2 separate regions of the Homo sapiens genome follow, and region 2 is linked to region 1. Evidence: chromatin contacts called from ENCODE Hi-C data. All regions are on one chromosome and are shown on one strand. The core of a region is the stretch at or near the end of the contact, and the rest is flanking DNA. Distances in the headings are between cores, read along the strand shown.

Region 1 (4,468 bases), core at 651-3,150:
TTGCTTTTCACCTTCTCATCTAGGCTTCAGTGTTAACTATCATTTGCGTCTGAATGATGTGAATTATAACATACGGTGCATTAAGACAGGTCTTCATTTAGGGGGTGATCATCAGTAGACATTCACTGTGTTTCTACTCTAGTGAATAGTAGTACTACCACAATGCCTCTATCAATGTGACCAGCAATCCCATCAGAATTCCATCGCCAATACCACCACCAATTCCATTGTGGATACCAACAACAAATTCATCATCAATGCCACCAGCAATTCCAAAACCAATATTCAAACTAACACTAAGGGTGAGCAAATATACAAGACTCTGGGAGCCCACATGAATCAAACGTGGAAACACGGTCTATGGCATTACTGAGTACATAGTTGAGTGGAGGAAATACATCATGAAGCCAGCATTATTCGGTCTTGCCTGGCCTGTGTGGTCCCTTCTTGGGCCACTCTGCTACTCTGTCCCTCACAGGTTTTTCTCTAGCCACATTAGCTTATTGTTAGTTCTAGGTTTTTTCCTACTCGAAAACCTTTACATGTTCTGAACCATCTGCCTAGGGTAGTTGTTTCTAGTATTCACAAATTGAAACCCTTTTCGTACTTAAGCTATCAGCTCAAATGTCACTCCCCAAGAGAAACCTCTGGCCTCCCTTGTGTATTAGGATCATAGGGATGATAGCTCCTGCCTTGCATGGTTGATCTACATTTGTGGTAAATGAGTGTTGAGTACCTAATGCAATGCCTTCAGGTAGCTATTAATAGTACAGGTTTAATATCCCTTATCCAAAATGTTTGAGATCAGAAGTGTTTCAGAATTTAGATGTTTTTTTTTCAGATTTTGAGATGCTTGCATATACATAATTAATGAGATATCTTGGGGATGGGACCCAAATCTAAACATGAGATTTATTTATGATTTATATACACATTATATACATAGCCCAAGGATAATTTTATACAATATTTTAAATAATTTTTGTATATAAAACAAAGTTTGCATGCATTGACCCATGGAAAAGCAAAAGTGTCACTATCTCAGCCACCTGTGTGGATAACCTGTGGTTGTTTGGCATCACTGTCACTCCTGACTCTAAATTTATATTGTACCTATAAGCAATCATTTTCTTACACTCATTCACGTATAAATACTTAGCAATAAAAATATGACATGCCATTAATATAGTGAAAAAGTAGTGTGTTCAGGCTAACTTGTCATTGTGTCATGTTGATGCTCAAAAAGTTTTGAATTTTGGAGCATTTCAAGTTTCAGGTTTTCAGATTCGATATGCTTAACTTGTAGTAGTAAAAGTAAAACTTGACAGGTGATCCATGTGACTGCATAAAAAGAGCTAAACTGGATGTGAAGCCAAAGACCAAAAAAGCTCAGTGAGATAGAAGTTTCAGATTGGAGATGAGGAAGCAAAGCCTTGAGCAGTTATGTGAGTCATGAAGACAGTAGCTGTAGGCCAGCTCTGAGCAGGAGCAGAAGCCCTTCAGAAGGTGTGGACAGTTATAATAGCATGGTGAATGTAATGACACAGAGCATACAAAATATGAAATTAACAAAGGGGAGGGTATAGAATTAACTGCTTCTGGCATGATTGCACCTGAGGGCAAAGGAAAACGGTTGAGGAGAGTGGCTCCTAATCACCCTTATGTGTCCTAGTCTTTTTGAAAGTCTTGTTTCTTTCTAGTTTCCTTTTATCTTCTTGTGTTCACAAGGCTTTGGGTGCAACATTATTATGGAAATACAAACCTGAAGTTTTGACTCATTTTTTATTGCATCTGAATCGTATGAGTCTAAGCACAGGGAGAATTTAGTCACCAGTTCTACTTTGGTTGTTAAAAGATAAACATTATCCAACACACTTTGCATAATGTTCCACAGAGGACCTCCATGAGTAATTCTTGTGGCCTGCACCAGTTTTCCCTTACTCTTCTTTAAGTTATTCTGTGTATGAGTCAGAGTGTTAAACTTGTTGTATTTATCCTTATTCAGAATCAGTTTAGTTTAGTGAGTTTAAGAGCAAAGATTGAATCCCAGCTCTGTGAGACCTTGGGGTAAGTCACTTAACTTCTCTCTGCCTTAATTTTCTTCTCTGTAAAGCGGTGATAATAATCATACCTAATAATACATAAGTCATAAAGTTGTTGTGACAATAAAATGAAATAATGAAGAAGAATCAGAACAATACCTGGCACATAGTAAGTGTTACATAAATATGAACTATCATAGTTGAACAACTAATGATAAAACACTAGGTAGAAAGTTTTACCAGAAGTTTCTTTTTCCTCATTGGCCCAACTTTACATTGGAAATTCAAAAAGTAATTTCAAAGACTTTTTATGATCAGCAAATATTCTGCAAAATCAACTGGTTTCAATCATCAGCAATATTTTCTTTATGAGTTAGAATATATAAAGGATGGTTACAACCTCTTTTAAGCTTTTCAGTTATATAACCTCATCTATAATAATAACTGTGTTAGTTAAGGAAATCATTCAGAAGGCTGAATCATCTTCATGCAAATGAGTTCAGCATAATTTCCTTAAGCATGACAATGACTAAAGAGAAAATATTCATTTTCTTTCGTAAGTTTCTGTGTCTGAAACAATTTAGGAAGGTAAATGGGGGAAGGGTGAAATTCATCATTCAAAATCTCTTTGGAGCATCCTGTCCCCAGGTGATGTGGACTAAATATTTGTGTTCCCCCAAAATTCATACATTGAAATCGAATCCCAAATGTGATGGTGGTTTGAAGTAAGGCCTTTAGGAGGTGATTAGGTCTTGGGGGTGGAACTCTCATGAATGAGATTAGTGTCCTTGTAAGAAGATACCAGAGAGCTAACTCTTTCTGCGCCCCTCCAAGTGAGGATACAACCAGAATATGGCCAACTGCAAACCAGGGAGAGAGTCCTCACCAGAACCTGACCGTGCTGGAACCCTGGTCTCAGACTTCCAGCCTGCAGAACTATGACAAATACATCTCTGTTGATTAAGCCACCTCATCTGTGGTACTTTTGTTATAGAACCCCAAACTGACTAAGACACCAGGCCATTATCATCTACTCTTAAGGACAGCATTTTCTATGTATTTTGTGTCTAGAGTCTATATTTTACACAAAGTCAGTTTTCTCTTTTTAAAAAAATTTGTACTTTATCTTTGTCCTGAAGCTGGCAATGATGTCAATAGCTTGCTGCTTAGTAGATCTTTAATTAAGACCAGGGCTTTTAGCCTGTATTCCTGACTGTTTGATTTCATCCAGTTTTTTCAGTGGTCTTCAAATGAACGCTCACACTCTCTAAAGCAAAAGCATTTATTATACATGGCTTAGTTTCCTAATATAACGAACATCTTAAAATGAAGAAAAATGAAAAATAAAAAGAAGAGCTTTTGTAATTTAGCCAAATGTAATTTGTGTGTGTGTGCCCTCCATGGTTGCCACAGGTATCAGGTGCATTTACTTCACTGAGAATATCACTGATCTTGAAGTCAGTCTTTGGAGATATTTAAAGTTATTAAATGTCACATCTCTTGGTAAGACACAAAGATCACAATCACACTTTTCAATGTGGAAAACCTCTGCATTCACAGATTTGGGATTTACAGTTTTGATGGAAGCTTTATGTAGACCCTGTCTCTCACCCCCTGTGGGAACTGTTTATAGCTCCCTGGTGCTGGCAGAAACCCATCCGCTTACTCCCTCTGTAAAAATACATTAGGGTTAAGTGTTGAAGAGGGGCAGTACATTTTAGTAACTGAGAAGCCTTCTCTGACATAATTAGAGAAATGGGAGGACCTTCAGAAAACAGCCTGGGAGAGAAGATAGGATGTAGTGTGAAAAATGCTTGTGTTGGGCAAAAACATTTCCAAAGATCTGCTTTTTATTTGTTTTCTGGCATCTTGAAAGCTTTTGGCACTTTTGGAGCTTAATTTCACCCTCAATGAATTGGAAAATTATGCTGTATAAATCAGTTTATAACATAACTTTTCAGTCATGATGATCAGATTCTAAACATTAAACCTGGAAAATCATAATAAGTTTCAGTAAAATTTCCAAAACATTTCAAAAACTGCATGAATCTCATTCATTCCAAACAATACAGAATTTCATGTTCTAAAAAACTGCTTACTTATGTAAGAAATATGACATATTATATAATAGTAAGAAAAAATAATCCACAAGCCTTATCCACATGACAAGGGGATTATGGATTGTTGTGAGAATGAGTAATGATACTTGAAAACTGCAGGCGTAATAGAAGACACAAGCCGATAGATCTGCCTTTTAAGAGCGGATGTCTATCCTTTGGATTTCAGTGCGAATATTCTCATCTTCGTGGCAATCAGGACAAAGAAGCAAGCTTCATGTGATCATCAGGATGCCCATTAGTAGCATATGGAAAAAAACATAATATTCTTAGTACTTTCCACAAACTAGCAATCTATTTTATTGGAAG
Region 2 (4,468 bases), core at 783-3,282, 630 kb before region 1:
TTTTGGATTTTGGAGCATTTCAGGTTTTGGATTTTTGGATTAGGGATGCTCAATGCTCAATCTGTAGTAAGGTTTTATCTTAATCAAAAAACAGATCATTATTTTGTTAGGGAATAATAATTCTTCAGATAAATTCAAGAGAAATGTGATCCATTTCACCCACCTTAACACAGAGGCACCAGTGTGCCTGCTAAGGTTATTTATAGATCCGAAGTCACTTAATGGTGCAGATAATCTCCCACTTTTTCTTCCCATCATAGTGTCTGGGCTTATGTTGTTCAACACCAACAGGGTAGCCACTGGGCATTTAAATTCAAATGTAAATTAATTAAAATGAAATGAAAAATTTAATTCTTATTGCACACTATCTACATTCCACACACTATGTAGCCACAGTTGGCCACCATATTAGACAGCAAAGAACTAGAACAGCTATACAATCACAGAATGTATTATTAGACAGCACTGGACATGGTTGGGTTGGTCAAATGAACTGCTATTCAAATTTAATACAACACTGATAAATGATAAATGGAGACCATTTATTTACTTCCCATTGAGAAAGCTCTAGCCAGATAAACAGATTCCTGCAAATTGGTCCCTAAGATAAATTTTGTAGGGGCCAGAGGCAGTAGTGTCCTTAGACCCAAGCAAGAAAAACCGTGTTCTAGGCCCTCCATTTTAGAGGACACCAACCTGACTCTTCTTATGGGGTGAAAAATCTCCAGGCCAGCACCCAAAGCCTGGGTACCCACTATGTCCCCAAGACCCAGGACCCTGGAATTCCCTGACTGGTATTACCAAAGCCACTTCTTGGCCCTGAGCTAGCTTCTTCTGAGAACTGTCCTCCCAATGAAGGACCCAACAACTGGTATAGGCACACCTGAGATCCAGACGCAGACAGAGGGTGGCTGTTAGAAAGTGTGAACAGAACTTGGTTTTGTGGGCTGCGGTGTTCACACACAGGTACAAAAAATCCCCTCTTGTCCTTGAAGATAGCTGGGCACAGGAAGCAAAGACGGTGAAGGTGTACAGGCCAAAGGTTTGGATCTGACTCTTTCCCACCTGCCATGTTTCAGGGAGAAACTCCAAGGTGTCTGAGAATCCTGCTTACAAACCTTCCAGGTTGTTATGAAGGTAATTTCTCAAGGCAGGAGCACAGAATATATTTTATTAGCATGATATAGTCCTTGTAAAATTTTAAACATAGGGTAGGTAAGCCCTGGGCTTGCAAATGTTAGGGCGAGGCTGGAAGTCAGAGTAATCAATTCTGTTGGGGTTTCTTGGAGGGTTTGCTCATTATTGCTCGAACTGGTGAACATCTCAAGTATCTTTGCCTGTCGAATTTCTTTCAAAAGGCTGCCTTTCTAGTGAGGTCCAGATGCATCCTTTAGAGACCATCGCTGTTGTTGCTGAAGGCCAGAAACAGCTTCAGATTGTTCACTGTATTGAAGAGGAACCTGTTTACTGGCTCCAGTGTATTTGGGACAAATAAGACTACCATAATGAGGTGAGAAGGCGATTCCTTCCGAAACACTTGGTTTTGGGTACTTTTCCCATAGGGTTGGTCAGGGAAATTCCCTACTCTCGTCCCTACTCCATCCTCCGGGCCAGGCTCCTTGGGCCACATGGGCAGTCTCCAGGAGCGCACAAGACTGCTTTGTCCTGTGCCCGCGGTGCGAGCGCGGTGGCGGCGAAGGGAAACGAGCAGGAGAGTGGCCACCGCGGGTGGAGTTTGGACTCGAACTTTCCTCCGTTCGGACTCGAACTTTCCTCCGTTCTCTCTACGAGTTACTGCCTTCCCGCGGGCTCCCCACAACTCCTGCCCGGAGGCCGAGGCCCGGGCGCGCACCGGGTCGGAGTCGGGCTCGGCAGGTCCCGGGAGCGCGCGCCTCCTCCCCGAGGTCCCGGGCAGCTGCAGACACGGGGAGAGCAGGAGAGCCGGGAAAGAGGAGGGGAAGGGGCGGGGGCGGCCGCCGGCGGCGGGCGGGGAGGAGCCGCCGCGCGCGGGTCCTGGCCAGGGGAGGAGGCAGTGGCGGCGGCGGCGGCGGCAGAGGAGGAGGAGGAGGCGGTGCTCGCGCCGGGCGGTAGAGCGGCGCTGGGACCCATGCGGCCGTGACCCCCGGCTCCCTAGAGGCCCAGCGCAGCCGCAGCGGACAAAGGAGCATGTCCGCGCCGGGGAAGGCCCGTCCTCCGGCCGCCATAAGGCTCCGGTCGCCGCTGGGCCCGCGCCGCGCTCCTGCCCGCCCGGGCTCCGGGGCGGCCCGCTAGGCCAGTGCGCCGCCGCTCGCCCCGCAGGCCCCGGCCCGCAGCATGGAGCCACCCGGACGCCGGCGGGGCCGCGCGCAGCCGCCGCTGTTGCTGCCGCTCTCGCTGTTAGCGCTGCTCGCGCTGCTGGGAGGCGGCGGCGGCGGCGGCGCCGCGGCGCTGCCCGCCGGCTGCAAGCACGATGGGCGGCCCCGAGGGGCTGGCAGGGCGGCGGGCGCCGCCGAGGGCAAGGTGGTGTGCAGCAGCCTGGAACTCGCGCAGGTCCTGCCCCCAGATACTCTGCCCAACCGCACGGTCACCCTGTGAGTATCTCCCGCGACGCTGGGTCCTCTCCCGCTCGGCTCTTTCTTATCTCTCCGCTCAACTTTGGAGCAGGGTCCAGCCGGCACCCACGCGCCTTTGTGTGGAGCTGTAGGCAGGGGGCGGTGCTAGGAAAGACCTCGTGTGCTTGGCATGGGTGCAGTTCAGGGAAAGGCAAGGGAATCTGCGTCCGAGCTGCCTCCCAGCTCCACTAGTTTGCAAAGTAAAGTTTTCGGGTTCTCAGGCGCTCCCCGCGCTGTCCCCGGCGCAGCGCTTTTGGGCTGCGCGGTGCCACGTGAGGATGCAAGTAAACACGCAGTCAACAGAGTTAAAGCTCATTCATCCTGGGCTTGGGTTTCCAGAAAACACAATGCTTGATTGCAAGCGCCAGTCCTTCTGCTTCTTTGCAAATTAAGTTACACTTACGTGGTAGAGTTTGCAAAACACAAGGACTGTGTGCGAGCCCAAACCCCAAGACGCTTCCTTTGCCTTTTGCTATCTTAGTTTTATTACAGTTAAAGAGCACCTTTTAAGATAGAGTTGTTATTAAGGGCTGGAAACATTTCAGATCAATCTGTTTATGTACCTTGCAGTCCCGTTTTCGTGTCTGTGAGGGCTTATATTTAAAAGCCAGGAACATTGGAACTGAAAACCGTGGGTTTATTGAGCCTTCCAACTCGAGGGATTTTTGATTTTCGGATTGAGTTTCCACCTGGAAGGAAAAATTTTGGTAACTCACTTGTGCTGGGATTCACGGTTCAGTTTTGCAAACGTAGTTTTGCCAATTCTAGCTGAACAGTTGGCCCCAGTGACTGTCGAGTTTGTTTTCAGAAGGATGAATTGGTTTGGAAAGTTTTGAGTCTAAGTGTTTCTCATGGGTATTTTGTTCAACTGAAATGTGAGTCCCTTGGCTCGGGGTTCCTCTATGTTGTTTTGGTTGGTTTCCTAAAAAAAGAATCAAGGCAGCCACTATACAAACATGAATGCAAGGACCGCAGCATGATCTATGAAAACACTTAAAGTATGGTTTTAAATGTAACCCAAATTCAGCAGGAGTATACACAGGTAGGCCAGGTATACATTTCATTACTAACACTTTTGTTTACCTTCATTTCCATTTTTTGAATTAGGAAACGTTTAACCATGAAAATTGTGTCTATGTGTCTATTTATGGAGGCATGAAGATGGATGAAAGAGTTTTTGTTTTATTTGACTCCGTTACTAACACGTTACCATGTGGTGGTGGCAGCAGTTATATTTATTTATTTCTTAGTCAGATTCTTTGAAGTGGAAATTTTCGGTATGGGACTTTAATTACAGTCCAAATGGAGAAAATCCCAATGTTGGAGGAGATTTTCTTTGTTACTCTGCAAAAATTAGTCATCATGCAGTTATGTTATAAACATTTAGGTTTTGGGTCAATGAGTGACATTTACGTTGACTCATGTTTAGGTCCAGTTTTTCTGACCTAAAAGTGTCCACAATTTCAGCTGGATTAGGTCAACTACTAGTAAATTGTTGATTTTGCGTTGCAGAAAAAAATAGGGGATATGGTGGTAAATTGATTTTCAGCATATTACCAATTAAACTATTTTTCTACAATTTTTAGAAACTGGTTAAAATATAAGTAACTATGAAATGTCATTTCAATCCAGTTTTTTTTTTTTTTTTTTTTTTTTTTTTTGCCTGAAAGCTTTTTAGATGAAAATAAAGTTAAGGTTGGGCATGGTGGGCTCACACCTGTAATCCCAGGGCTTTGTGAGGTCAAAGCGGGTGGATCCCTTGAGGTCAGGAGTTCAAGACCAGCCTGGCCAACTTGACGAAACCCTGTCTCTACTAAAAATACAAAAATTAGCCAGGCGTAGTGGCGTATGCCTGTCATTCCAGCTACTTGGAAGGC

Evidence for each region. Hi-C counts contacts between places; a loop is a spot of excess contacts on that map. Pooled maps may share reads with other maps.
Region 2: a loop to region 1 is called in a map of IMR-90, with 3 times the contacts of the local background. The contact joins the promoter of ADGRA3 here to the enhancer-like site in region 1. A Hi-C loop is called at or near these places in 1 of 168 maps with a recorded cell type or tissue (IMR-90), 1 of 37 single-sample maps with no recorded cell type and 4 of 50 pooled maps.

What each region holds. Positions count from the first base shown.
Region 1 is chr4:21,885,748-21,890,215 of GRCh38, reverse strand. All of the region lies in intron 1 of KCNIP4 (potassium voltage-gated channel interacting protein 4), which reads left to right. Among named protein-coding and RNA genes, the nearest start is that of KCNIP4-IT1, 35 kb to the right of the region's middle. Within about 2 kb of position 1,900, at least 2 of the 41 ENCODE cell types and tissues checked have a DNase peak (open chromatin) inside an H3K27ac peak, as active enhancers do.
Region 2 is chr4:22,513,630-22,518,097 of GRCh38, reverse strand. It overlaps ADGRA3 (adhesion G protein-coupled receptor A3), which reads left to right and starts at 2,032. Exons shown (of 19, transcript NM_145290.4): 1 at 2,032-2,570. The coding sequence starts at 2,314. It overlaps MIR12115 (microRNA 12115), which reads right to left and starts at 2,786; the gene lies at 2,713-2,786.